6 separate regions of the Mus musculus genome follow, and regions 1, 2, 3, 4 and 6 are each linked to region 5. Evidence: chromatin loops called from intact Hi-C (ENCODE). Cell type or tissue: left cerebral cortex. All regions are shown on one strand.

Evidence for each region. A loop is a pair of places that touch in the nucleus more often than their neighbours do. Peaks named below come from ENCODE experiments on the same cell type or tissue, not always from the same donor. Only the 100,000 strongest peaks of a DNase experiment are listed, where the experiment ranks them.
Region 1: it touches region 5 in a loop (8-fold over the local background); 4 of 42 quality-filtered maps call a loop at or near these places.
Region 2: a loop joins it to region 5, with 2.2 times the contacts of the local background. A loop is called at or near these places in 4 of 42 quality-filtered maps.
Region 3: a loop joins it to region 5, with 4 times the contacts of the local background. A loop is called at or near these places in 3 of 42 quality-filtered maps.
Region 4: a loop joins it to region 5, with 2.4 times the contacts of the local background. A loop is called at or near these places in 4 of 42 quality-filtered maps.
Region 6: it touches region 5 in a loop (2.7-fold over the local background); 3 of 42 quality-filtered maps call a loop at or near these places.

The regions. Positions count from the first base shown.
Region 1 is chr9:94,970,126-94,974,125 of GRCm38, reverse strand. The region is part of intron 9 of Slc9a9 (solute carrier family 9 (sodium/hydrogen exchanger), member 9); the gene reads right to left. Among named protein-coding and RNA genes, the nearest start is that of Mir7656, 220 kb to the right of the region's middle. In left cerebral cortex, no CTCF peak of the experiment used is centred here; DNase peaks (open chromatin) are centred at 610, 1,221, 1,932 and 3,151; H3K27ac peaks cover 830 bases.
Region 2 is chr9:94,828,463-94,832,462 of GRCm38, reverse strand. All of the region lies in intron 5 of Slc9a9 (solute carrier family 9 (sodium/hydrogen exchanger), member 9), which reads right to left. Among named protein-coding and RNA genes, the nearest start is that of Mir7656, 79 kb to the right of the region's middle. In left cerebral cortex, no CTCF peak of the experiment used is centred here; a DNase peak (open chromatin) is centred at 2,251.
Region 3 is chr9:95,319,582-95,323,581 of GRCm38, reverse strand. No RefSeq gene overlaps it. Among named protein-coding and RNA genes, the nearest start is that of Gm32018, 11 kb to the right of the region's middle. In left cerebral cortex, no CTCF peak of the experiment used is centred here; DNase peaks (open chromatin) are centred at 486, 1,369 and 2,029; H3K27ac peaks cover 778 bases.
Region 4 is chr9:94,837,503-94,841,502 of GRCm38, reverse strand. All of the region lies in intron 5 of Slc9a9 (solute carrier family 9 (sodium/hydrogen exchanger), member 9), which reads right to left. Among named protein-coding and RNA genes, the nearest start is that of Mir7656, 88 kb to the right of the region's middle. In left cerebral cortex, no CTCF peak of the experiment used is centred here; DNase peaks (open chromatin) are centred at 2,167, 2,345 and 2,619; H3K4me3 peaks cover 477 bases.
Region 5 is chr9:95,403,633-95,407,632 of GRCm38, reverse strand. Chst2 (carbohydrate sulfotransferase 2) reads left to right here and starts at 363. Exons shown (of 2, transcript NM_018763.2): 1 at 363-1,056; 2 at 1,160-4,000. The coding sequence starts at 1,342. The coding sequence ends at 2,934. In left cerebral cortex, CTCF peaks have their summits at 1,817 and 2,022 (motif pointing right); DNase peaks (open chromatin) are centred at 802, 1,559, 2,003, 2,881 and 1 more place; H3K4me3 peaks cover 3,797 bases; H3K27ac peaks cover 2,859 bases.
Region 6 is chr9:95,086,880-95,090,879 of GRCm38, reverse strand. The region is part of intron 12 of Slc9a9 (solute carrier family 9 (sodium/hydrogen exchanger), member 9); the gene reads right to left. Among named protein-coding and RNA genes, the nearest start is that of Gm32018, 220 kb to the left of the region's middle. In left cerebral cortex, no CTCF peak of the experiment used is centred here; a DNase peak (open chromatin) is centred at 1,627.

The DNA.
Region 1 (4,000 bases), 430 kb after region 5:
TACAGCTTACTGTTCTCAGCCAATGACACAGGGGAAATACATTGTCATGCCCAACTGGACATTATTAACGAATTTGCACTCTTTAAAATTTTGTTTTTCCTTAACATCAGAGTTCACGGAGTGACTTTTCTTGGCATTATATGTTAAATATGATTTTTGGGAACAGAGTTTTCGTTATCTTTTTTCAAGTCCTTGAATACATTCCTTTGGTGACAACAGGGCTTCCAAGTACTTATAACTTGTCAGACAAAGGTGCTCTTTGTGGAGGGGGATTCATTGAATGCAACAAAATATCTTGAGAATGAGGGCTCTTGAGAGCGTTAAAGATTCTCAAATATGCAACACAAAGTTATAGAACACTTTCTCATGAATTATAACTTTAAACACACACTTGGGTCTTCTTTGAACATTTACCTCATTATATATAAAAGATTCTATTTTTGTGTAGTTCTGAAAAACTCAGTGCCTTCGCTTTTAAGAAAAAGTCATGGAAAGCATTGTCCTAAATCACATATGGATAGAATGCTAATTGCACTCATTATCACTTAAGAAACATTCCACACTCAGCTGGCAAAATTGCAGATTAGATTTCAGTCACTGAAGCTTCAAGAGTACTGAGTCCAAGAAATGGCGTTTGTTGGGGGTACCAAATAATTCTAGGTGAAGGGGACAGATTTTACCATCTTCCAGGTTTAGAATAGTGAGCACAGTATATGGATAAGAAGGGGTCTCTGTAGAATCAACTGTGAGCACCTTTCCAAATGCATTTGTGTAGGTGAGGCTGGGAGAAACTCTTGATTCCCAAACTGAAGACAGAGGAAAGATCCATCAGCAGTGGGAATAGAATCATTTCCAACCTCTCCTGTGTTTCTACTTACTATATAGTCTCATGCTAATGCTCCCTGCTCTCAAATTCCAGATTCCTGGTCTGTGAACAAGAGCTAGTAGCATGAAGCTGAGTGGTTGAAGTCACAAGAGTTACAGAGGTTAATTTTAATGAAACTTCCATAGACAGTAAATGACAAATATTTTACAAATAAAAACCAATGGATATTTTACAAAGTTAGAGTGTGTAAAAATAAATTTAATTTTTTACAGTAGGGCAGTTGCACGTGCTATGATTGCTACAGTGGGTCTGTGACTTGTCAGTGAAGCCTCTAAGTGAGGTTTGAGTAGGTGGACAAGTCACCTCAAAAAGGATTCTGTGGATTTGGGCTTTGGCAGTAGCATTGCCTTTCCAGAGCTGAGAACTGTAGAATGCTTATTTTGGTGATCTCTTGGAATCATCCTACCTACAAAAATATATGCATTTATACAAATCTTGGTGTCGCTTAGTCTCCACCTACTCCCACAGAATATAAAATTCCCAGCAGTTTTCTTTTTTTCTTAAGTTTTTATAGAAACCCCAAAGGAGAAGTTTCTTAATGACTCTCATGTCCCCCCATCAGCAGGTATTAAAAATTCTGCCTCCGAGGCTGTACTTCAGACCCAATAAATCAGAATCTTTAAAGTGGCATCAATCATATGGGTTTTCAAAAAAAATTCTCTGGGTGTTTCCATGGTGTAACCTGGATTGAGGACTGCTGCCCAAAGCCCACCAGTATGTAGCTACTCCTTACCAACACACAGAGATTTTTACTTTGCTTGACTGGCTCAAAACCCTTTCCACTTGCCAGCCGGAAGGACCCCAGTCAACCCTTCTATGTAGAGTCCAGCATCTTCTAGTTTCTCCACTCTGTCATTCATTAGAATTACTTAAGTAGACCTTATGCTGCATTTGTGCCATAGTCTAGACTAAATAAATCATAAGTCCAGGTCATGAGATCCAGGTACCCAGGATTTGTGAACAACATTTTCCCATGTGTACTGCCTTAGCTGTTTCCAAGAGAGGTGAGATATCCCTTGTCATCCTAAAGGCATTGCCCGCCTCTGTGAGCTGATGGTGCCCTCCCACCCACAGAACTGCAGCGAGTCCCAGCTTGTCCAGATGTCACCCCAAGCTTCCACCCACACTCAGCATGGTTTGTCACTTGTAATCCCAGAACTGTCTTATTCCTTGGGGCACCTGTTATTTCTGTTAATGGCATCTTAAGCCATATTTTCCTGCCTCTTTGACTTTGCCATGTATGGTTCTTTCTAATAATTTTCTTTTTCTCAAAAAAAAGAAAAAAACAGTAGTGTGTGTGTGTGTGTGTGTGTGTGTGTATTATTTTTTTCAGAAGTAATCCCTTTCTCTTCTTTGGACACTTGCTCCAATTCTTTCTACTTTTATTTTCTTCTTATTCTAGGATCCTGAAGAGGATTAGTCCCCAGTAAACTTACATTTCTGATGAAACTATTCTGCCTCTACTCCCATCCTACCCCCCCTCCTGAAGCATCAGTCAATATTGTCACTGTACAGGTATGCCAGCAGGTAAGAGAGTGGGTGGTCAAGTTCATCCCACAAAAGGATGCTGGCCCTTAGGCTATGTTGGATTTGCCTCTCAAGGCTCTTTCTTTAGATATTAACTTATAAATATTTGAACTTCAATTATGAATAAAATTCAAATTCCTGGTTTGGGTGTTCTAGAACTCAGGCAAATCAGCAAGCAGGTCCAAACACATTTTATAGGCTATGAACGTTCTAGAGACTTTAAGTGGTGTTTCCTGCCTTTAGTGTAGAGAAACTCCTTAAAGCATGTCATATATGAATTCTACAAACAGCACAGTCATTCCAGGACACACCTAGTAGCAATTTTAAGGGAAAGAAATGTTCCCTTAAAATCAGATTACTTTTCTCTGGATATGTTCAAACTTTCCATTCTTTGAATACTTAGATGAATCAAAATTCTCATATAGACCTCAACCTTGTGCTCTAAGAGCAAGACAAAAAGCCCAGCAATAAATCAACACAGAAGGAAAGAATGATGGTGTTTCCCTAAGATGGTGCCATAAATTATTAATTTATGCCAGAAACGAGTACAGACAGTGTCATAAAAATGGATCACTCTGAAATCAGCCTACAGACCACCATTTGAGAAGACCTGCATTAGGACATAGAAAGTTAAGACATAGTTTCTCTTCCCACCCTAGAAAAGACCCTATATATAGAACTTCCTTTTAGCTATCTAGAAACTGGCAGAGTCAGATCTCAGAAGATGGACCTTCTGCCACTTCCCATTCAAAGTGCTGGCCATGAAGCCCTCCCTGCCTGCCTGTTCCTAGTGGTCTGAAGATCTGCTCTCAAGTGTCCAAGCCCCTCAGAATCATAGGCAGGGCAAGAAAGACAAGTCAAGAGCTGAGCAAAATGTCATCTTTATGGAAATCCAAAGTAACCCTATCCAGACAGATGTCTCTGTGACCCTGTTTTGATCAGTCTCTGTGGAAGTGTAAAGTTCTGCGACCACAGGGTCTCACAGTGACAACAGGATCAAAACTTCTTTTTCTTTAGTTTCCACCAGGCACCTGTTTCCTGCTACTTTGATTTTGAATGTTCACTTTGACTTGGGCAAGGCACAATATGAATGGGGAAGAAAAGTCTCACTTCATAGTTCTTAACATCTTGGGACAACAACAACAACAACAACAACAACAACAACAACAACAACAACAACAAACCCCACAGCCACAGTGAAAGCTCGTTACCTGGTGCTCTGTCCTGAGCAGACCCACTATCTTGTCTTTTCTTCTCCCTTGAGACAAGTTGGGATTCCAATCCCCTCCAGCCCCAACCTTGGTGTCAAACAGCACAGGTGTTCAAATGACCTTCCTAAAACCAAATTCCCTTTCAGGCATTATATCCAGGGCTCCAGATCATATTTTCTCTGATAGGATTGTTTTTGGACTTTAGAGTCACGTGTCTAGAAGCAATTCAGTCTCTTCCCTGAAGGAATGAGACAGAGGCTTCCTGTTAATTACATTCTCTAGGTCCTTCAAGGCCATCAAGGAAATGGCAGCTTGAAATTTGGCCATATTCTCCATAAACACACACTTGGGCATATGCACTCAGCCTTGATGTTTT
Region 2 (4,000 bases), 580 kb after region 5:
GCTAAAAATACGTGAAAGGAAAGGTAAGGGACAAATATTGCACTGTTGGCAAGATGGAGCAGTTGGTAAAGGCACCTATCACCAGAGTCTGTCACCAGAGTTCAGCAAAAGCCATGAGACTCACAAAGAAAGAATAAGCCAGCTCCTGCAAGTTGTCCTCTAACCTCAACATGTGTACTGTGGTATGTACACACAGGTACACAGGCAAGCACACACATACACACACACCACCATACCACATCACATCACATCAAACAATCAATCTCAAACAAAATTAGGAGTTAAAAGAAAGAACATATCCGAGACTAGGATGACATAGGAAGGGGGATCCGTGGTTATAGCTGAAGAAGCAAAGCAGGTAAATGGGAAAGTCAGCAGTGGAGCTCTACCAGACAGAAGGAAGATTTAAGACACAAGAATACATATAAAAATATTGAGATACAGGAGGCAAGAAATAGGGGCATGGCATCTGGAAAATGGGAGTCACAGATGCAAATTAAACCCAGAATGCAGAGAGATACACACTTAAAGTTCAAATATTTCAACTTAAAGCAATAGGGGACAAAAAGTAACTTTGAATGCACAATTGTGTATCTAATCAAATTGCTCTTATAATATGATGGGATAAGTAAAATATATTCAGGCATACAAGGTTTCAAAAAGACTGTTATGCAAAGACTGACATTGGCATGTTTGGAACATGTTTGGACATCCAAAGCATCAGCAGTGACACAGCTTGCTAATGATCTTCTATTTAAAAGCAGTCTTAAAAACACCTAGTAGCAAGTGAAAGAGAGTCCCTAATTTCAACTTTGTATTCTAGGATTTACCCCATCATGTGTTTACAGTGACAATACTGTAAATATTAATACTGACTCCAAGTATCTGTAGATTTTGTAGATATCGTATTCATCTTGTAGATACTATGTGGCTATTGTGGGAGGCAGTTCTTGGGCTTGAACCCAGAGAGCGTCATGCACACTAGGCAAGCGTTATATCCTCAATACTGTGCATTTTTCATTTGGAGATGATGTCTCACCAAGTTGCACAAGATGGCCTTGAGATCACTTTGTAGGCCAGGCTGGCCTTGAATTTGTGATCCATCTTCTTCATCCTCCAGAGTACGTGGGATGACAGGCTTCTATCATCAGGCCCAGCTAAAAAAAATTGATGCTAACAGGTTTTGCATATTTATCTTATATCCAGGCACCTTACAAATTGTTACATTTAATGTAATAGTTGTTTTAGATAGTAAAATGTTAACCAAAAAATGGTAGGTTTTTTTCTTGATTTCTAGTATATGTGATGTTTGCCCTATACCTCTCCCCCCTTTCAATCCTTGGAACACTGTGACAGTATTTTACATCCGTACCTCCAGATCTTCATCCTTCTTTATCTATCACCTTGCTCTCCGCCAGAGAACACTGACCACATGATGACAACTGTAAGTCTCCTGGCTCTAGGTTCCAATTGTCTGTCCAATGGGGAGTCCAAGGAAAGGTCAAAGGGAAGGTAGAAAGGGAAATGTTGATGTTTAAGCCTTGATTTTCACTGCAGCGTTACTTGGATCTAACAGTATCATGGATAGAAGTTTCCCCTACAGTGAGACACTCCACCAGCTTCCTCCCACTTGGCTCGCTCGGTCACTTTCTCCTCTAGCCATGGACCCAGGAGTAAGAGCTGTTGATAATCCAAAGCATTAGACTTCCTTATATTTCGTGTTTCTTATATTTCTTTTATTCCCATTGCTTTCAAGAAAGTTGGCTGCAACTACAGTTTGGAATTACCCAGTTTCAAGCAGTTAAGATGATTGTTTCTAGTATTAGATTGTGGTAAATGCTTTGAATTACATTAAAATTATTTTAATTCATGTTTTAAACCTCTAATTCATCTTTGCTGTTGCTGTAAGGTTTCAAATGCCTTTATCTCATTAATACGTGCAATATTGTGTCTTGTTTACCACTGAAGTTGGTAGATTTTATGAGGACTGCCACTCTTGTATCCAGAGAGTATTAATCATAGTTAATGGGTTTTGTTGGTGGTGGTGGTCTGCTTTTCTGGCACTGGAGACGAAGCCCAGGGCCTCGCTCATGATGAGCAACTGTTTTACCTCTGAGCTGCATATCCAGTCCACTTAACATTATGCAGTAGTTGCCTCTGAATTTTTACTACTCACAGTTCTAGCTTCTATTTGCAAATGTTTTATTTTGAGCTCTAGTATTTTCAAGTCTGAGTAGGGTGGGCTGCAACTTTCTGCTGTGGTTCTTTTTCAGCCGTTTGATTTCAGCCTCATGCCATCTTTAAATAAACAAGAGGCTTTCACGCTTCCACATGGCTCACAATCGTTAAGTCTTGTTAGAGTTCTTTGTTTTGAAAGTGAGATGTAGTTCAGCTATGAAACCATCTTTTCAATGGTAGGTATTTCATCATCTTCCAAGCCTTTTCTTCCAGATTTTTATTTGTTACCAGAGACATTTATTGTAATTATGATCATGGGTAAAGCTTTTTTTCACGTTGCCTGGTATATTATTTGGAACACTGTGCTGTCTGATTATCTGACTCTTGGGCACGAGGTGATGCTTGTGACCCTTCTCTTCTGTGTCTCCGGTAAAGCCCACACATATTACATCTCTCCTCCCAGTTGCTCACTGAGTTCATCTCAGACATCATCACTGTTTGTTTTTTATTGACTTTTTTATTTTCTTATTTCATTATTTATTATTCATCTGTCTTTATTAATTCCCCCCTTTCTGAAAATTACTTAGTTTAATTTTTCTTTATCTAGTCTCCTATGTTAAGTTCTATATTTCTTTATAGTTTGGGTTTATTCTTCAATAACAAATATATTTAATGCCACAAAATTTCATCTGAGTGTCTATTGGGTGTGGCTCCAATGTTCCCCTTTGCTTTGTATCCTAGACATTAAATACTTTCCTCTTGATTTCTTCTGATGTATAAGAATTCTATTGTCTCTTTTGTGTTTTAGGCAACTTGATGAGAGAATGTTGCTAGCAAATTCTTTTTTTCTTGTTAGAATCTGTTGATGTTCCTTTGTGGCAAAATACACAGCCAAGTTTTGAGATTTTTTGTTGATTAACAAAAAGCAGTTTTTCATTAGGAGGTAAAGACCTATTAAATATCTCATATATCATGTTGATTAGTTACATTATTCAATCCATTACTTTTTATTTCTCTATTATAGCTAATTCTAAAAGAGTTTATTGAGGGCACCCAGCATAATTACCCTTTAATCAAATTCTTCCTGCTTTCCTGAATTTGTAAACATATATTTAGCAACTACCATACTGCATGCTTTTTTTCTTCTAACACCAAATGTTACACAAAGAAAGTTCAGCAGTGTCCTAGCTTCATTTTTCTTGAGGTGATAAAAATATCCAGACAAGAATGCACCTTAGGGGAGAGGGGATAAGTTTTAGCTCACGATTCCAGGTATGTAGTCCATCATGCGGGAAAGTCACAGTGCAAGAACTGGAGGCAGCTGGTTATGTCACGCGTGCGCACGTGTAACTCCCCCCCTCCCCCGACACACACACACAGTAAGAACAGTTATTTATTGCCTCTCTTCTGGGGTGGATTGTAGGTTGTGTCAAGTTGACAATTAAAAGTACTCATTACAAATGGCTTTTCTTTCCCTTTTATATTTCTATGTGGTTGCTCTACCTCGTGTCCTCTTCTTCCGTGTAATTTCGGATTGCTGCCTGGATACACGCTTCCGGATTTCTCATCAATCCTGCCTGAAACTGGATGGGTTCAAATGGACTTAATATGATGGGCTGAATCTTTTTAATCAACACAGAAAAAATCATGTTTAATCTGCCTAATTATTGGATTAAAAAAACCCTTTTCTTATGCTATCTCTCTCTATATTTTTCATATGTGATATTTCTTGACTTGGCCATCCAGTTTCTGGTTTTATCTTCCTGATGTAAATACATTAAAATGTTATTTTATCGGTTAGATACATGGCTGAATGGTTAAG
Region 3 (4,000 bases), 84 kb after region 5:
GTCCGCCTAAGACTTTATTTCCAGAATAGGACTTAATTTCTGTATTACAAGCCCTCCAATCTGCACAATGTGTCTCGTTGGAACCATTCAATTTAATAATGGAAGTGTGATCTCACTGTGGTGGTAGCCATTAATAGCTCTCATTTGGATGAATATGAAAGCCTTCTCCATCACTGTTGAGTGTGTGGACACACACACACACACACACACACACACACACACACACACACACACAACTGATGCCTTAGTGAGTACTGAAAAGAAGAGTTTAATATATTGGTAAAAACCACAGCACACAGGGAAGGAATGGATTATGGACATAAGCCATAAAAATGTTTTCAATTTCTTTTGCTGTTAAGATGATGCATCATAAGAAACTAGTCCATTTCTGGAGAGTCACTCGAGGCGATTTGCATATAGAATGTTTATTGCAGGGTAGCAGATGTGACTTGGATAGAGTGAGTGGATCTGGCTGTTGTGGATTTTTCTGCCCTTCTCTGTGTAGGATGGCAGTGTCAGAGGATGCCGCTGAGCCACATCCCAGAAAGCAGTTCAGGATGGAGAGTTACTGGGAGGCCTTTCCCACAGAGCTGGTTAATTCCAGCTCACTTACAGCTAATTGATGCGATCCTGCTCGAGTTTGTCTTGTGAGATGAGACTCCTTTCAACAGCAAGAGAAATATTTGGTTTACTCCCAGCCGCAGAAAGCCTTTCATTTTGCAAAGAAAGGCTGGAATAACATAACTCTGCCCTATGTACACATGGACAGCCTTTCCTATTTGGCTTGTTGCTGCCCACCATCCACAGGCTCCGGGTGTCTTGTAGAGCGATGTCACCTTCCTCAGGCTGGTCTTCGGTGACCTGCCTGTCTCAATGACATGTCCTTATGTGCACAGTGGCCTGGGTTTCTTTGGTGGCTCCCACGGTGGTCTTGTGGTCTATCTGTTTTTTTGGGCTCATGGTTGGCTTCTCTGGCAGATCTGTGTTGTGTATCCCCAAGCTCCCTGCTGCTTCCAGACCCCAAGACAGGCCTGGCTCAGGGAAGAATCTCAGGAAGTCTTTGGTGACACCTGAGTGGACTAGGTGACTTTTGAAGGAATGCTGGTCTCCATTCCCCTGCCTAGTGCAGGAAGAACTCTCGGGGCTGCTTGGTGTTCACCTGTCCTATCCCTTTTTCTGTCCTCCCCCTCACCTCCCCCCTCCTCTGTAACAACCCTGTTGGTTTCCTTGTTACTCCTCTCTTGGTGCTGTAGAAGGAAACAGATGGGTAGAGAGCATTTCTGTTGAATACTGAATATCACTCCCCATTGATGAGATCATTTTGGAATTTGCTAAAATTATTCTTCACACTTACATGGCCAGGGAGAAAAATACCCATTGGTTTTTTTGGGAGCTGGGATAACACTGCCTGCCTTAAATCATTGTTAAAGAGACAAAAGCTTACCAGGATGAAGTTGTCGACAGTTTTCGTTGCCAGAAGACTATGTTCAGCAAACTGTCCTCATTGGAATCAAGGCAGGACTAAAGCTCTCTCTCTCTCTCTCTGATCACTTTTCACGGTGTCTAAATGTCATATCTGGGATGCTTACTGTCCTTTAGCCTGTGGCAGTGACATCTATGGTACGAATGCCAACAGGAAATGATGTGTCCTTGGAAGAAATAGTTTTCACGGTACAATCTTAGCAGCATGAGCTTTTCCCCCACTTTCTTTTTTTTTTTTCCCCCACTTTCTTAGAAATGTGGCAAACACGTAGGAAGGATGCCTTGGCCTGCCTTGAGCACATGGAAGGAGTTCCAGGTGTTACTGCTTGCTTGCCATATTTAGCTCCTTTCTCTCTCTGTGGACAATAAAGTGCTTATAGGTTTAGCATCTTCAGAGATGCATCTAAACTTTGTCAGGGTTAAGTCATCCAGTTGGGTGGTACTGATAGATGGCACTGAGTTGTTGGATCCCAAGAGCAAGCAAACATAGCTACGGTACCAGGAGGCTAAATACCCCCTCCCCTGGTAACGGCCAAAGCAATTTGACTGTAGGCCAACTTTCTCCCTCACCTTCATCTCAGCCCAGGAAAGGCTGCCCTGGTGTGAAGCTACAGCAAGTCTCAACATCTCAGAGCAGGCAGGGAGGTCTGTCAGTAACCTAGCAACGGGGTAACAGAAGCATCCTCCCAATGTTTAGGTTTTTCAATAATGAAATGATAGTCATAACATTTTGCATTTAAAGAGCACAGTCTCGGAGGCTTATAAAGTCTGTTGTGAATACAGAAACAGAATCCTAAGAACCTTCTCTTCCAGGGCTGGCTATGTCCATTTTACAGATGGGTAAGCTGGAGCAAACAGGTTACAAGGGTCCCTACCATTTTAAGAGACAGAAGTAGTGGGGAAACATGCAGGTAGAACTTCCAACCAATAGAAAAGGAGCCGTGGAGAAGTTTATCTTTTTTCTCATTAAACCTTACAGCTCCTGGAGAGCAGAGACTTCTCTTCACATAGTTTGGAAAGCACTAACCTTCCTGATTGCTAAATTATAGATGAGATCAATGGGTGGGTGGTCCGGGTTAGAGCCTCGCTGCTGAACAGGGATTTGGCTATTGGACAAGTTTGCAAGACATTTTCTAGAAGTATGATTACTCTGTGATTGTTTTCTGAAACTGTAGCTTATTTCTGATCCCAAGGCACACACGCCGCTGTTTGCCTGATTCTGCTTTCCTGCTAACAGCAGAAAAGTGGTTTTAAGAGCTGATCGCAAGTTTTTTGATTTCTTTTTCTTCTATTGGGGAGTAGTTGCTGTACTTTGCCTTTGAATCTTGGGAATCTGAGGATGGATGCAAGGAAGAGAGAGAATGGTGGGAAGGTATGCTAAGTGACTTCCCAGGCTGAGTCCCCACATTACTCTAACTGCTTCATGGTTCACAGTGATACTCATGTTTGAGTCAGGTGAGGAATCTGATTTCTTGAAGCTCAGTGCATTGTGTAGGAGGCCCACACCCCATGGAGTCACCCATCAGCTCAGCTCTCGAGCGTTTTCTGCCCAAGCACCAGGAGTGTGCCAAGAGGTCTTCAGATAACTAATTTGGTCTCCCAACAATTTTCATCTTTCCATCTAAAGCTTTAGATGTCATAAGACAGATACCAGTCACCCCTCTCAGGCTCTTTAGAAACTGTGAACATTGTTAAATCTTTGTTGTTGTTTTATGCTAGTGAGTTTAAGAACAATTTCTAAGCACTACAAATAAGAACAGTAAGAGAACCCTGAGTCTCTGTGATCTGAGTGTTTACACCTTAGAGAATAGGCTGGACTCTTTCTTAACTCCCTAGGGTAAATGTTGTCTCTAAGGCACGCTAGTCACCTGATTCACTTTATCTAGGCTTCAGTTCTATAGGCAGGACAGGATGCGTGGGGAAGTTGACTGGGTCTGGCTTGGAGGAAGTTTATTGTCAATATGACTGGCAGGACAGAGTGGAACTCAGTGCTACTCTGGGATGTTACTCTTTGCACACGATGCTTACGCCTGGGTGCCCACCCCAGACCCATCAGAGAAACCACAGGTGATACACCTCACACTAAGGCAAAAGATGGAGAAGCTGTTTCCTTGAGGACACTGAGCACGGATGATGTCTAATTCTTGCCTTATTGCTACCGGCCAAGGCTTCCTAACTATTCACCAATGTCCCAGAGCATAGAGACAAAGGTCAGCAGAATTAAATTATGGGCTATTTCCTCCATTAGAACCATCATCAAATGTCAACTCTGGCTACAGTGGTTGTTCACCTCTTATGACTAAGCAGGTTTTCTTTATAAGGACACAAGGAGACTTGTCTGTCTTGTAGCACTTGGGATGGGCAACTCCATTTGTATAAAAACCACTGTCTAGAGTTCCAAAGAATAGTTCAGTGATTCGAAGGGATCTCACATCCAGACAAAGGCTATAGACGCAGCTTTGGAGATAAGTCACACAGGGCTTTGGGTGGTCATGGCCTGTCACTCATAATGCAACTG
Region 4 (4,000 bases), 570 kb after region 5:
CACTCATTAAATGTCCATTGAATGCAATCAATAGGAAAATGAGAACTGGACTCTTGACTACTGAGTATCTTTAAAACAAACAAACAAACAAACAAACAAACTTGACTGACAGGGTGCTGTTTTGTCTTGAGAAATAGCAGTGGTTGTGGGTCCAAGAATTTTGGAAGCACCGTCTTCAACACTGCTGTTTGTGAGCTTTATAGACATAAACAATGAAGTATTTAGAACCTCTGTTTCTTAGAATGAATAAAATCGCCTGATCATGGTGGTGATCGAATCAGTTGTAGCAAGTGTGTCAAGTCAGATATTTGTGCACACAGTTACAGACTGTTATCAGTAGATGACAGACTCTGTGTGTAGGAGAATTCAGATGGAACCCCTATGTTTGTGTTTATCAGTTTTGGGGTGCTTCTTCTGCATGCTGACTCCTGAAGGGGTGCTGTTTGGATGGGTAGAGTAAAAGCATTATTGATTTGCAGCTAGCTAAAAGTTGGCTGAAGTTAATTAAGACATTTTGCACGCATAGATGTTAGTGTCCTGCAAGAGCACAGTCCAGAAACCTAAGCAATGCAAAGCCCAGCACACTAGTCTAGTTCTCATTGGCTGGCTGTAAAATCTCAGGTTATCATCAAATTCCTTTGCACCTCAATTATTTTACTAAAACGTGGCTCTTCTCTCCCTGAGACAATGATGTGAAATGAACGGAAACACTGCGTGTGGAAGCTATTTGAGTTCTTTGAAAGAGGTACACAATATAAATCCAAGCTGGTATTTTTATTTCTGAGTAAATTTGCTCGAGAATAGAATCTGGGTTTATATGAGGGTGTTTTATAGACTAAGGTTTATATAGAGGCTTTTAAACTGATGCTATCACAGTATGCTTAACATGGAATTGGATAGAGCGAGAGAATGCATTCGAGTGCTGTTAAATAACACTGTGCAGGCTTGCAGCAGATCACATAAAGAAATTGGTTGGCCTGCCAGCACTATTTCGAAGCCTGATGGCTTCAGGGGGAAATGCTGTAGGCTAATATGCTCAGACTTCCTTTGAGATGCAATATCTTTCCCTTGGAGTTCAAGGAAAGCAGGTGAATATTTTCTCCCTCCTGCCCTCTACCTCAGACTCAAAACAGTGTTCTCTTCCAAATATAATACTCTGGAAGTAGAGTCACCATGTTTCTCCTCTGCAACCTCACAGATAATTCAACTCCATGAACTTAATGCCTTTGGTTTTAACTCTTAAGACTATGGGAATCACACCTGCCTGAGTCTATTCTTGTGCTACTTAGCAGATAGCAGATGTTAATTGAATGTTGTCTTTGTTCTCCAATGTTAATTGTGATACTGAGGAAACGCCATTGTCAATTGCATCTGGTTTGTTTGTTTATGATGTATTTATTTATTTTGGTGAATAGAATGTTGTTTAGTTTTCTTTTGAATTCACAAGGTAGGATACTAAACCAAAGATGAGCAGTTGAGTGTCTGGCTACTTGACACTTGGAAATACAGAGGTATGGAGGGCCAGAGATGACAAAAAAAAAAAATCAATATATAATATGATATACAAAAGGATGACAGCCTCCCTGACAAAACAAATAACTGAAGACCACCATCAAATAGTGACACACAACAGTGACCAGAGAGCATGATCAAAGAGACCAAAGGAAAACACAAATCAAAAATAAAAACTGTGAATTACGCCAAGTTAGTAATCATTTTTCCCATGTTAAAAAAAAATGAAGACTTAAGTGAGGAGTTCAGTGACAAATGAAAAATTATGAGAGACAGCCCAATTAAGTCACCCCTATTGAAGAAGCTTTTCTCCAAAAATAACAGTTCTGCTTTTAATTATAGGTTCTTGGGTCTGCTAATCAGCCATCTTCCTCACGACTAAGCTTGGTGCAAATAACAGAAAGGGATTCAGCAAGATGCCCTGTTTAATTAGAAGGAATTTAATTAAAAATATTTTTATACACATGACCAATCACCATTATTTATGCAGATGTTCCATCATGCTGCCTTGGAGACGCTTCCGCGCACCCCGCATGTCCCCCTTTAAATATGCGGCTGCGTTTTCTGCAAGAGGTCCTATGAAATGAGAAGCACCGTGGCTGGTAGTTAATACCTATTTTTATCAAAACAGCAGTGCAGCTCCCACATCACCCGTGCAGCGTAACCATAGTAACCCCAAATAGAAAGGGTCTTCAGATTATCATTGCGATCAAAGGTAAAACAGTTCATGTGCCTTTGAAACAGTTACACCGTGGTAAACTTTAAAGGATGAAAGTGGCTCTTCTAAATCTTGTTTTTCTACTACTTAAATGTTAAGAGAAAAATTTGACTTGCAAATGCAGTGTATGGAAATGCCTCTCATTTTGGACAACTCTTCCTCAAAGTGTTAGTAACCGAAAAGATGAATATTCACATGTGCACATTTCTCTAGTGCTTCCATCTGAGTGTGATATGGAAACGATAATCGTATTTTAATGTTATATGAATGTTATTAATCACGATTAATAATATTAATAATCATGTTTCCAAGTCAGAGAATTTGTTTCAGAGAGAAATCCCACATTGAAGAGCTCAAGATGAGAAGCTATATTTTGTGCCTCATCACCGGCTCTGGTGAGGATGGTAGACGCACACCCCATGGGCTGAACTGCAGACAATGACTCAGGGTGTGGACTGGCAGTCAAATTACAAAGGAAAAGCATCTTTAATGAGAAGAGTAGTGAAGCTGATTTAAACAATAGCGAGAGGCCAACCCAAACACGGGGATCTGAATGGGGCTTTATAATATATGGGCAGTGTAGGATGGGTGGGAAAACATTAGCAGGTGGGGGATAAAAGGCGTAAGTGGCCACAGCTGATTAGTCTATTAAAGCATCCATGATCTAGATAGCACCAGAGACCAGCATAGATACCGCTATGGCCACAAGCAATTAATAGATGGAACAGCAGGGCAGTACCCACACACCCAGCAATTGCTATGAGTTCAGAATCTTGGAGTGTAAAACAGGTATGTAAACGCAGAGCTTCCACGGGGAATGGCTCTAATTCTTTCTTTCCTTCCTTTGAACATCTACACTGCGGAAGTGGACAGTGGCAAGAGGCGAAGGAGAGAAAGCAGATTCTTTATGGTGGCTACTTTATTGAGAACAAACTTCTGGCAATTTTATGTGCAGTCACAAATAATTAAAGTGCTATAGGAGGGGTATCTGAAGAGCCAGTTAAACGCCCAAGAAGAGTTGATTGTTGTTAAGTTTTATTATAGATATTATTATAGAAAACTTAGCAATTTATAAGTAATCTTTTACAAAGCATCTTATTTGATCTGTCAACAGCTCTGGGGAGAAATAGAAAATACTTTTTGTTTGATTTTGTCTTGTTTTGACAGGCATATTCAAGGATGCACAATATAAGTTCCAAGAATTTAAGGCACTAAGCTGTGGTTAGTCCTCCACCATGCAAGCTGGGGACTGACTCAGCTCAGATACAACCCCACCATGCACGATACCACCCCTCCACACACAGTACCACCCCACCACGCACAGTACTACCCCACCACGCACGGTACCATCCCTCTACGCACAGTGCCACCTCTCCACGCATAGTACCACCCCTCCACGCATGGTACCACACCTCCACTCATAGTACCACCCCTCCACGCACACTACTACCCCACCACGCACGGTACCACCCCTCTACGCACAGTGCCACCTCTCCACGCATAGTACCACCCCTCCATGCATGGTACCACACCTCTACTCATAGTACCACCCCTCTACGCACAGTGCCACCTCTCCATGCATAGTACCACCCCTCCATGCATGGTACCACACCTCTACTCATAGTACCACCCCTCCACGCACAGTACTACCCCACCACGCACGGTACCACCCCTCCACACACGGTACCACTCTTCCACGCACAGTGCCACCCCACCACGCACGGTACCATCCCTCCACGCACAGTGCCACCTCTCCACGCATAGTACCAC
Region 5 (4,000 bases):
AGAGCGAATCCTGGGAGCCGAGTCGTGCAGCTACAGAGAACCCAAGTCTCCGGCTGTGCGGGCGAGCTGGGAATCAGGCGCCGGCGCCGCGCCCCGGGCGCACCTAGAGCTCTGTTCTGCTACTAACGGCTGGAGGCCCTAGCAGCGCCTCCTTGAACCGGGTCGCATCTCCAGCCCCTAAGGAGGTGGCGGCGGGAGTCTGGAGCTGCGAGGAGGGCGGGTGTGGGACAGGCAGAGGAGGAGGGGAGCACGGCGAAGGGGAGGAGCCGGGGCGACAGACGGCGGCGCGCACCAACCCCGAGCGGGCTGGCAGGAGCCGCGCAGAGGCCGGCCCGAGCGCGTTGCAGGCGCCCGGCGTAGGGGGAGTCGGGTAGCAGCATCCTCCCGGGCGCCGCTTTAGTGCGGCCGCGGCGGGGGCTTCCTCTGCCTCGGGACCTCGTAGGGCAGAAGCCGCTGGTGACGCGGGGGTGGGGGGTCCCGCTCTTTTGCCTTCAGCTAGGTGTACAGAGTCCTGGGCCAGTCCGCGGCCACGGAGCGCCGGGGCTCGCCTGAGCCGCCCGCCAGGACATCCTCCGGGTGATGGAAGAAGCAGCCGCCGCTGCGGGGCCGCGCTGCACCCTATCCGCGGCCGCCGGAGGGATGGGAAGGTTCGCTACGTGGAGGCCAAGAGAGAGCGATGGAGAGCAGAACAGCCTGGAGCTGGGGCGTATGTAAGCCACCCCCCACTGTCGCCTCCTGCCTGCTTCGTGCCCCAGAGCCTGGAGGGAAGCAGCGGTCCCGAGAGACCTAAGGAGACGTCGCTGGAGCCGGGACGCGCCGCGCTCGGTGGAGCGCAGAGCTGGGCTCCGGGCCCGGTGAAAGTTTCCCCTCCCGGGGTGCAGGGCGCCCGCTGCTGGAAAACTCTGCCTAGGGCTAGGGCAGCGGAGTCTCGCGGCTCCCTCGAAGGCTTGGGGACCCCTAGCAGAAGAGAACCGGAGAGAAACCGAGGAGAGTGCTAGCCGGACAGTCCGCCGGTCGGGGATCTGGGGACGCTCCGAGGCGCACCCTCCGCTCCAGGTGAGTGGAGGAGCCCGCAGACTAGAGGGTGGGCGTTACTCAGGCGGAGGAGGCATCTGGACCGGAGACTGGGCTCACCCATTCACTCCGCTTCCCCTCGCAGGTCCTTCTCGGAGCCGCTGCCATGGGAGAGCCAGCCCTGGGCGCCGGGGACCAGCAGCCTCTGCCGCCGCGCCCGCCTCGGATCGGCGGCCCCAGTCCCGGCGCCCGCAGCCGGCCTGCAGCGTCCCCCTCCTGGGCTGCAGGGCCGCCTCCGCCGCGCCGCCGGCCCCGGCTGTGCCTGTGATGAGCCGCAGCTCGCCGCGAGCTCTGCCCCCCGGTGCGCTTCCCCGGCCGCTGCCGGCCGCGCCTGCCGCCGTGCAGCGGGCCCTGCTCCCGCCGTGGCCCCGGCGCGCAGGACGCCGCTGGCCTGCGTCCCCGCTCGGGATGAAGGTATTTCGCAGGAAGGCGCTGGTGCTGTGCGCGGGCTATGCACTGCTACTGGTGCTCACGATGCTCAACCTCTTGGACTACAAGTGGCATAAAGAGCCGCTGCAGCAGTGCAACCCCGACGGGCCTCTGGGTGCCGCGGTAGGGGCGGCCGGGGCCGGCTGGGGACGGCCGGGGTCGCCTCCTGCAGCGCCACCCCGCGCTCACTCTCGCATGGACCCCCGCACCCCGTACCGCCCTCCTGCCGCGGGCGTGGGGGCAGTTCCCGCAGCCGCGGCTGGGAGTGCAGGAGCTGCGGCCTCTCTGGGCAATGCTACTCGAGGCACCAGGGGTGGAGGGGACAAGCGGCAGTTGGTGTATGTGTTCACCACGTGGCGCTCGGGCTCGTCCTTCTTCGGTGAGCTCTTCAACCAGAACCCTGAGGTGTTCTTCCTCTATGAGCCTGTGTGGCACGTGTGGCAAAAACTGTACCCCGGGGACGCCGTTTCCCTGCAGGGGGCAGCGCGGGACATGCTGAGCGCTCTCTACCGCTGCGATCTTTCGGTTTTCCAGCTGTATAGCCCCGCAGGCAGTGGGGGGCGCAACCTCACCACTCTGGGCATCTTTGGGGCAGCCACTAACAAGGTGGTATGCTCCTCGCCACTCTGTCCTGCCTACCGCAAGGAGGTCGTCGGACTGGTGGACGACCGCGTGTGCAAAAAGTGCCCACCTCAACGCCTGGCACGCTTCGAGGAGGAGTGTCGCAAGTACCGCACGCTGGTTATCAAGGGCGTGCGGGTCTTCGATGTGGCTGTGTTGGCGCCGCTGCTTAAAGATCCAGCCTTGGACCTCAAGGTCATCCACCTAGTACGTGATCCTCGTGCTGTTGCCAGCTCCCGCATCCGCTCGCGTCACGGCCTCATCCGGGAAAGCCTACAGGTGGTGCGAAGCCGGGATCCAAGAGCCCACCGCATGCCCTTCCTGGAGGCTGCTGGCCACAAGCTTGGTGCCAAGAAGGAGGGTATGGGTGGCCCAGCAGACTACCACGCTCTGGGTGCAATGGAGGTCATCTGCAACAGTATGGCCAAGACGCTGCAAACAGCCCTGCAGCCTCCTGACTGGCTGCAGGGACACTACTTGGTGGTGAGGTACGAGGATCTGGTGGGAGACCCCGTTAAGACCCTACGGAGGGTATATGACTTTGTGGGGCTGCTGGTGAGTCCCGAAATGGAGCAGTTTGCCCTGAACATGACCAGTGGTTCGGGCTCCTCCTCCAAGCCTTTCGTGGTGTCAGCTCGCAATGCCACTCAGGCCGCCAATGCCTGGCGGACCGCGCTCACCTTCCAGCAGATCAAACAGGTGGAGGAGTTTTGCTACCAGCCCATGGCCGTGCTGGGCTATGAGCGGGTTAACAGTCCTGAGGAGGTCAAAGACCTCAGCAAGACCTTGCTCAGGAAGCCCCGGCTTTGAGAAGGGTTCCCAAGAGATCTGACACTCTCCGGAGACACCCACAAAAAGGATGGTGTTGTGTTTAAACAAACACAGCCCAGACCCAAGCTGAGGAAGCCCACATATTCTATTATAGATATATAATATAAATAACCACACAGGCACTTGCTGTCAACGTTTTGAGTCAGTGCATTTCAAGGAACAGCCCTCAACTCACACGTGCAAACACACACACACACACACACACACACACACACACACACACACACACACACACACCCCTCAGAAAAGGCAAGACTTGAAAGTTCTGACAGATTGCCCTGTGTCCCTGTCTCTTCTCCCTCTCTCCTTCCTCCCTCTTTCCCTCCTCCCTTCCATATTGAAGTGGAATGTTGATAAATCAAGTTCCAGTAACCCAAATCTTGTTTACAAAATTTTCGTGGTATCTGTGAATGTGTAAGAGTAATTTGGATGTGGGATGGGGTGGGTGGAGAAGGGGGAAGTGACCCCCAGAGCAGAAAGCCCCCACTGGGCTGGTAAATCAAGGAGGCAGGTCTTCAAAGTAGACTTTTGTGTCAGCAAAGGTTATATGTGAGTATTAATAAAGAAGATAATAAATAATAGTCTTTTTATATTTGATTCCATTACTCCGGCTTTACCAGTGTTACTTGTCTCTGTAGCTTCAGGTGGACCCTGTCCCTCCATTTCCAGCCATCTACTTGCTAAGCTGGGACAAGCCTCTGCCTTCTTACTAACCGAGAGTTGTTTTCTCACATGTAAAGCGTTGCCTGCCAGGTACCCAGGAATGGAGCAAATCTACAGGCAAAACCAAACAGGGTAGAGAAGAAAGAGCACACACTACTCTCCTGTTCAGCTTTGAGTCCAGAAAGGAAGAACAAGCCCTGGAGAGTTGAAGGCATTCGGTTTTGATTACTGCTGTATTGAGTTGAGACAGGGTACCTCGAAGCAGAGACTGCTGGTTTTGTTCTGATGTTGGTTCAGGGGGGAAAAAAAAAAAAGGAGAATTTGAAAGACTTTGAAAGCATACAATTTTTTTTTTTTTAAACAAGTTCTGATGACTAGAATA
Region 6 (4,000 bases), 320 kb after region 5:
ACAATACCATTACCAATCTCATAAGAGAATCAAGGAAATAAAGACATATTTCATATATATATGATGTGGCCGATCCCTTAGGACTACATGTGTAAATTGCCAGTTTATGCCATATAAATATATGCTAAATAGAGTTGCTCAATTTTATTTTCTTCTTATTCTCAATCTTATCAGCAGGAGACCCAAGGCAGCTCTTGGAGCAGAGGGACAGATGTGCAGACCAGAACACTTATTTCTAAAGTAAATTCATTCTTGAATATACTGGGAGGAAGGGGCAGGGGCAACTAAAACTGGGTGTCAGGCCTAGCGAGGGCTTGTATCTGAGGGCTTGTTCTGAGCTGATGGGGAAGTTAGGAAAGACACCCAGGAAGGTTTGTGAAGGATAGACAAGGAAGGATTTAGATGTCTAAGAGGGAAAATGAACCTGCTAGACAAATGTAGAAAGCCTGCAGTGTAATCTGCCGACAATTTAAGTCTTGAGACAATGAATGTAAAGTGCAAACAGGCTTGATAGTGGGAACTTCTTTCCACCCCCGGCTGCCTAAGTTTGGCAGGGGGAAGGCCCAGAATGACTTCTTCTGATAGCCCTTATTTAAGGGATCTGCACGAGGAGAGCCAGTGTCTGCTTTCACACCCAGTGACTGTGCTGATTTTCTCATTACACACTGTGTTAACGATGAAGGGAAATGTATTTGAGTTCTCACCTTGTGGCAGCTTCATTTTCATTTCTGTGGCCGATCCCTTAGGACTACATGTGTAAATTGCCAGTTTATGGTAATTTAATTTGTGGGATGCTTTGGACAGAGACGACATTTTCTTCATTTGTGTGGCTTTGGGCACTATATTTTCTTTTCATCACCTCATTGGGATCTTCCTATTTGTCAGTAAGAGCGGAAGGTAATGCTGTACTTGCAAAGTACCTACTGTGTGCCAGATAATATTGTAGGCAATTCACATTTATGACTGCATCAATTTTTTTATAACTACCTCATCGAACACTTAGCTTTAGTGGCTTGCTGAGGGTTCCACAGAAGTTAAGGACCAGAGAGAGAACTCACCCCAGGCGGTGTTTCTCTGAACTCCATGCCTGGTACCCATAAGCTTCTCTAATGTTTCTAAAAACTTCTGTCTATCTAAACTATTTGCTATGGAAATGTATAGTATGTCCCATTTAGCTCTTAACTGGCCTCTCTCTCCCTTTTCAACCCCTTTCACGCACCACTAAGGATGAATTATCAGTCCTATGCATCTGTCCATCCAGGTAACAAGTACATTTTTAGGGATGTATTGGGCTGTTATATAAAAGACAAGGATGACAAAGAGTTCCCTTGCCTCCCAAGAATTTGATATTTAGTTGGGGAAGCAAATCATTCAATAGACAATGTATACATCCAACAGACAAGGGCGCAGACACACCCCATGTGCGCAAGGCTCCAGAAGAAACAAACTACGAACAGAAAAGGGTTGGGTCTATGGTGCTGGATTCACTCCAGTTGCTCTGGGAGTCTTTTTAGTTCCTAAACAGATGCCAGCTCATCCAGCTGGGCTGGAGGAATGCTATGGCAACAAGACACCAAGGACTCCAGTCATTGTGCTCTCCAATTTCCTGAAACGGGGCGCAGAGAAAGCTGGGAACAGGACAAAGCATGTCCCGAGCTTGTTTTCAGCAAGTTTAATTGGTTTCTTTGTTCAAACGGACCTGTCCAGAATTCCTCTAATAGACTGACCGGGTACATCCTGTGTGCTTCTCAGGATGTGGCATGGACTGGACAGAAAGGAAGCTGGCACTAGGGTTGCACCCAGCCAGAGACTGGCTGCATAGCCTTGAGGAAGTTATTTATTTACTTTGAAAGATTCGGGCTACTGATTTATGACATGGACAAAGTACTACTTTTCTTGAAGGGGTGTAGGGAGGATTAGCAATGAGTTTTGGGATGTTCTTGGTGTTAACAGGCATCCAGTCAATCAAAGGTAAACTTAGGTATTGTTACATAGCTGAGCATGAAGATGGAAATTCAGTGACAGAGTGCCCTCAATAATGGGTCCATTATTGTTGGAGCATCTTCTCCCCTCCTGCTTCTACTTTACCCCGGAAATGCCCAGAAAGGGTGAGGAGTCCATAGAATTGCAACCTTTGATGCCCTGTTGCTGTCTCCAGCACTTAGGAATCATGTGATCACTTTAACTTTTGTTGGGCTTTCTATTGTTCCCCCTCAGTGGGGTGATAGGTCTTATAATTCTGACTTCACATTGTGGTAAGAAGCATGGGGATGCATATTTGGGGGGGGGTCATATTTGACTGGTTCTACCTGCCAGATGCTGTACAGAGCAACTGTTCGGTATTCATTTAAACATCACAGCCACTCTGGTAGCTTGCAGGGGTAGGTGGGGAAAGCATTTTTAAGTCCAAGGAACAAGGCTCAGAGATGTTGAGTCAGTTGTTCAAGGTTACATACCAAGTGAAAATCCAGTAGTTGGCCCTGGCCCTGTGTTCTGCCTGCTACACTTCATGGCCTCCTGAAATGTTTTATAGCTATAACCAGTTTAGAGATTAAAAAAAACCATGCTGATCCTACAGAGTACATTAAGAATGCAGGCTCTCGGTTTCTCACTATCTAAATGGCATTACGAATATGGAAACGGAAAGACTAGAAAGAAAGACCACCCTGGTACAACAGGTATAAACATGCATCTTCATGAAAATTATTTTCCTTATGCACATGCATGAATGTGTACCCATGCAAGCACATCCTATTTCTACCTAGCAGGGTGTCTGAAGCAGCAATAACCACACTCAAACACAGGTCTTGGCTTGCTAAGGGCAATTCTTCGTGCAAATAAAATAAGTGTCCTTGGAAAAGCAGTGAATTACAGGGTCACAGCAAGGAAAGTACAAGATGAACCTTAAAAGGCTTACTGTTCAAATTAATTTTTTAAAAAAACATGCTCTAAGATGAGAACTCTAGTGACAGAGAGGCAGGAGGAATAGGCTTCTGGTGGCCAGACCAAAGACACTTTGAACATCAAAATAACAACTGTAGTATTCGCCAACCCATCGGATAAACCCACAGGGTTTATGGTGACATAAATAAACAAATACCTTCAAAGGACCTTTCCCCCAAACACTAATTATATGGGGTAAATGGCTGACATTATGGTGGAGAATTCTGTGTGACACTACCTTACTAAGTGACCAAGGCAAAGACACCAGTAATGGGATATCTCCTGATGGCACACATGCCAACTCAGAGTGACCTTGAGAATGTCCCTGCTAATGATGATACAAAACTTGCATCTAATCATGAGGAAATACTGAACACATCCCATTGCAGACTCCTGCAAATTCCTGGCCTGTAGTTTAAAAAAATATATCAAGGCTCTGAAAGGTAATGAAAGATGAAGGAACAATTCCAGATACAAAGTGACCAAGGAATCATGACCAGCATGAGGGTCATAACTGTCACTGTAGATCTAAATGGCATTATTAGTGAACTGGGAGAACCCGAGTGACTTGGGTGGTTGTGTAGTAATTGACCAAACACAGTCCTCATTCAGTAGATTCGTACCACCTTGACATCCTAGAAAGTGATGATAATCAGTTGAATGAGTTTCAGTGACTAGAAAGGAAAAAGGTTGTGTATTGATTGTATTTGTTGTCCTTCAAAGATTTGATGGAAAAAAAGTTATCTGCTCCAACAGTAAATTTTGCCAGGTTATTTGTGTCTTATTTCTCTGGTCTGTAAAACAGGGTTAATCACAGCCGCATAGAGGCTTTGTGGACTCCAGTGAGCTGATAACATACAGTGCTTAATGTCAAGAGCTCTACAGTGAGTTCTGAGAACTGCTTTCTAGTTTGCTTTCTGAGAATGCTCAATGGATGTATTTCTCCTCACAGCATATGCCTAGCAAGACTATCTGTCTCCTCACTGCATGGCTTGTCCTAGTATTCAGGTAGATGTCTGGGGGGTTTATAGATGGAGGGAATGTGAAATAACAGATA